2 separate regions of the Homo sapiens genome follow, and region 1 is linked to region 2. A link is an interaction called in ENCODE POLR2A ChIA-PET data of the cell type or tissue named here. Cell type or tissue: MCF 10A. All regions are shown on one strand.

Region 1 (2,500 bases), 100 kb after region 2:
CATCACCTCAAGCATTTAACATTTGTGTTGGGAACATTCTAAATCCCCCCCTTTGTTTAAAAATATACACTTTTTTCTATTTATTTTGATTTAGTTGTAGAAGTGCCATGGTTGGTGAGCAACTTGGTATTGCTAGAGTTGTGATGGCAGCAGGAAATAAAGGTATAGATAGTGATTTGGGACTAGGGAGTTTGGCTTTAATGTGAAGAAAGCAAGAAGTCCTTGGAAAGATTTGACCAGAGAATTGACACATACTATATTGAAGTTGTGGGGCAGTTGAACCTTGTGATAACGTGGAAGATAGTTATGCTTAGAGGCAAAGACAACAGCAGGGAATAGGTCCAGGAGTGAGGACAACGACTTGGGCAGCAGGGGTGGATAAGGAGACAGTGTGGAGGTAAACGAAATAGGATTTGTTGGGAGGCAATGTAGGCAGTGAAGGAGAAGGAAATGGTTTTATGAGAGCTTGAGGTGAGACCGTTAATGAGGATAAAGGACAACGAATGAGCATGTAGAAGATGGATTCAGTGCAGAACATCCAAGGGGACTAGGATGTCTAGCAGGCACTTGGCAATTAGGTTATGGAGCTTAGAAAAGACTTTAGGGCTAGAGACTCAAAGTTGAGAGTGGTTTGCCTATAAGCAATAGTTGAAACTGAGAGAATGGGATGGAAAGATATTTGTTGGATGCGAGGACAATCTGGAATTAGCTGGTCTGGCCAAGTAAACATGCCTTTTCGTCTTCCCCGCTTTGCCCAGCCCTTCTTTTTCTTTTTCTTTTTTTTTTTTTTTTTTGAGACAGAGTCTCGCTGTGTTGTCCAGGCTTTCCAGCCCTTCTTAAAGCTCTAGTCCAGGCTCTGATGAAGAGGATTGAATTTAAAATTCATCACACATTGTTAAACATTATATAAATAAATGGTGTGCTCTTAAAGGCAGCATAAATATCTGGGTTTCACCAAGGAAGGAATGGGAAAATGGGTTAAACTTAAAAAAGTGAATGTGTAGTCAGAAAATGACAGAGCTACTGATTTGCTTTTTAAAATAATAAATTTAGGCCGGGTGTGGCGGCTCACACCTGTAATCCCGGCACTTTGGGAGGCCGAGGCCAGGAGATCACAAGGTCAAGAGATTGAGACCATCCTGGCCAACATGATGAAACTCCATCTCTACCAAAAATACAAAAATTAGCTGGGCGTGGTGGTGCGCACCTGTAATCCCAGCTACTTGGGAGGCTGAGGCAGGAGAATCTCTTGAACCGGGGAGGTGGAGGTTGTAGTGAGCTGAGATTGCACCAGTGCATTCCAGCCTGGTGACAGAGTGAGATTCCATCTCAAAATAAATAAATAAATAAATCTGTTATTATTATTATTTTAAAATAAGAGTTCTTCAGCAAAATGGATAGGATATGGACCTGGATTTGATTTTTAACTCCTTTTTTAAAAAAAAATTTTATTTTAGGTTTGGGGATACATGTTAAGGTTTGCTACACAGATAAACACATGTCACGGGTGTTTGTTTTACATATTATTACATCACCCAGGTATTAAGTTCAGTACATAATAGTTATCTTTTCTGCTCCTCTCCCTCCTCCCCCACCCCCAAATAGACCCCAGTGTCTGTTGTTTCCTTCTTTGTGTTAGTAAGTTCTTATCATTTAGCTTCCACTTACAAGTGAGAACATGGCAGTATTTGATTTTCTGTTCTTGTGTTAATTTGCTGAGGATAATAGCCTCCAGCTTCATCCATGTTCCCAGAGAAGACATGATCTCATTCTTTTTAATGGCTATGTAATATTTCAAGATGTATATGTACCACATTTTCTTTATCCAGTCTGTCATTGATGGGCATTTATGTTGATTCCTTGTCTTTGCTGTTGTGAACAGTGCTGCAGTGAGCATTTGTGTGCATGTGTCTTTATGGTAGAATGATTTATAATCCTCTGGGTATATACTCAATAATGGGATTGCTGGGTTGAATGGTAGTTCTGCTTTTAGCTCTTTGAGGAATCGCTATACTGCTTTCCACAATGGTTGAACTAATTTACCAACTCACCAGCAGTGTATAAGGGTTCCTTTTCCCTGCAACCTTGCCAGCATCTGCTGTTTTTTTGACTTTTTAATAATAGCCATTCTGAGTTGTGTGAGTTGATGTCTTATTGTGGTTTTGATTTGCATTTCTCTAATGATCACTGATATTGAGCTTTTTTTTCATATGCTTGTTGGCTACATGTATGTCTTCTTTTGAGAAGTGTATGTTCATGTCATTTGCTCACTTTTTAATAGGGTTGTTTGTTTTTCTTTTGTAATTTAAGTTCCTTGTAGATGCTGGATATTAGACCTTTGTCACATGCATAGTTTGCAAATATTTTCTCCCATTCTGTAGATTGTCTACTCTGTTGACAGTTTGTTTTGCTGTGCAGAAGTTCTTAAGCTTAATTAGATCCCATTTATCAATTTTTCCTTTTTTTCGTGATTGCTTTTGGTGTCTTTGTCATGAAATCT
Region 2 (2,500 bases):
AAAATGACTAAACGGCTATAAAAATGATATTGTCAAGAAAACTGGGCTGATGAATCACGAGATCATTGACCAAGAAGTATTCACAGAGTTCTTCCTGCTTATATGGGGATGTAGATTTGAATGGACTTCCTGGTTCTGTTGTATTGATGGTAAAAGCACTGAATTCAGGGTCAGAAGACTTGAGTTAAGGTCCCAGACTCACTCTTTATCTGTTGTGTGACTTTGGGCAAAAATTAGTCTTCCTAAACTTCACTTTCCTCATTGGAAAATAGGTTTAATAATACCTATCATTACAATGAGCCATGATTGCACTGCTGCACTCCAGCCTGGGTGACAGAGTGAGACCCTGTCTCTCCAAAAAGAAAAAAAAAAAAAGGCTGGGTGCAGTAACTCACGCCTGTAATCCCAGCACTTTGGGAGGCCAAGGCAGGCAGATCACCTGAGGTCAGGAGTTCAAGACCAGCCTGAGCAACATGGTGAAACCCCATCTCTACTAAAAATTACAAAAATGAGCTGGGCGTGGTGGCTGGTGCCTGTAGTCCCAGCTACTCAGGAGGCTGAGGCAGGAGAATAGCTTGAACCTAGGAGGTGGAGGTTGCAGTGAGCTGAGATCATGCCACTATACTCCAGCCTGGGCAACAGAGCAAGACTTCATCTCAAAAATAATAATAATTAATTAATTAATTTAAAAATAATACTACCTACTACATAGAGTTGTGGTGAGGCCAATACGTTGGTGCAAAGCATGCAAAAGGGCTTCATCAATGGCCAAGGGCTTTACAAATGTAGCAATGGCAATTATACTTGCTTGTGCTAGTAAGTGCCCAGTTATATTCTTGGTGGCCAGTTCTCATCACTCAATGGGTGGCTTTTCTCAGAAGAGACTTTCTATCCACTTTATGTTTACCACCAAATAAGGTACTTTGCCTGGGAACAAACAGTCCTGGAATTTTAGAGACATCTCTGTTTTGAGAGTTTGGCAAGTGACTAAGCTTGGTTCCAGAGAAAATAGCCCTGGAGGGACCTGCCTGGGGAGCAGGTAGGAGAGCTCATGCCTTTCCCATGACTCAACTTGCTCTGACACATTCATCCACAGTAACATGTGGAGAGAGGGTGTGAGCTGCCTCTGCTGGGTGCCTGAGAACCGAGGAGAGTCTCTCTGGAATGACAGACACTTGAAAACCAGCTCTGAAATCCAATAGAATAACCTCGCCAAAGAGTAAGAGCAATTCCTCCCAACCAGGAGCCCTGTGTTGGACCGCTGGGGTGGGTGTGTTAGAGAGAGCAGAGGGCATTGCCTCCAAGTTATTAAAGACCAGACTCTGCATCCTGGATTTAGAAACATGTTTGCTTATCATTATTCATCTGGCTGAATCCCGCCCTACTCCTTTTAGAAAGCCAAAGAAATTGCATAACGGAATGAGGCGATTTCATTTTGGCATTGCCTTTGTCTAGTATGATCATGTTCTTCAGCTAGAAAGTAAGTTATACATTCGTAGAATAATGAGATACTAGAACTTGGAAAGAATGTAGAGAACATCAGTTTGAACCCACGGAAGTTGAGACTCAGAGATGAAGTGATGTGCCCATGGGCAAGTGGTGAGTGGGACCAGAATCCAGGTGTCTTCACTCTCAGCCCAGATCTCCACCCTCTCCTCCTCCCAGACCAGTGAACCTGGAGAATCCAGATGTTTCTCTTTATCAGCTGTGGTCCAGAGAGAGAGGGTGGATCTAGGTCAGAAGTACAATCTCCTAAGCAAACAACCTAGCACTGCTGCAGAGGAAATTTATTTTGAAACCTCCTACCATGACAAGCTGCATGACTACCATCATCTGTCTAAAGGAGGTTTAGGTTGCCATTACACATATTGGAGTTGCATCAAGGATCAAATATGTCCACCCAACCAGTTCTCCTCCTCATCAAGTCTTCCCCAAGCAGGCTGTCTCTTATGTATAATTTCTTCCAAACTATCCCAGAGAGTAAATGAGTGGGTAAGAAACCAAGATTTTGATGACAATAATCCATATCTCCATTAAACTCTCATTTAACATCTGTGGGCCAGGCACACTTCATTTGGTATCTCGTTTAATCCTCACGATAAGCCTCTGAGTTTGATAATAATAACAATTTACAATTGAGGAAACTGAGCTGGGGGTTAAATAACTTTCTCCAGATCACACATTTAGTCTGTGGTAAAGCCGTGCTGAGTCTTTCTGTCTTCAGCGGCATCAGATCCATCATACTGAAAATTAACAAACTTACTTATATATATAAAACTATATATATATTTATTTATATTTTCATTTATGCATAACTTACACACACACATGTCCATTTCTAAGCAATGCCCTGAAAAAGTTACTGTACTTTGCATACTCAAAAAAAAAAAAAGCATACACACACTCCACTGAGTCTTTCCATTAACCTTCCCACCAAAGAGTGCTTCAAATATTCCAATATGCTGAAAGAGTAAAGGTAGAAGATTCTCCACTCTACCAT

What was found. Peaks named below come from ENCODE experiments on the same cell type or tissue, not always from the same donor. Only the 100,000 strongest peaks of a DNase experiment are listed, where the experiment ranks them.
Region 1: POLR2A ChIA-PET joins it to region 2 with 5 read pairs; 4 of 35 experiments call an interaction of 5 or more read pairs at or near these places.

What each region holds. Positions count from the first base shown.
Region 1 is chr15:85,445,935-85,448,434 of GRCh38, forward strand. The region is part of intron 1 of AKAP13 (A-kinase anchoring protein 13); the gene reads left to right. Among named protein-coding and RNA genes, the nearest start is that of AKAP13, 67 kb to the left of the region's middle. In MCF 10A, no CTCF peak of the experiment used is centred here; no DNase peak of the experiment used is centred here.
Region 2 is chr15:85,343,641-85,346,140 of GRCh38, forward strand. No RefSeq gene overlaps it. Among named protein-coding and RNA genes, the nearest start is that of MIR7706, 36 kb to the right of the region's middle. In MCF 10A, no CTCF peak of the experiment used is centred here; DNase peaks (open chromatin) are centred at 21, 811 and 1,267.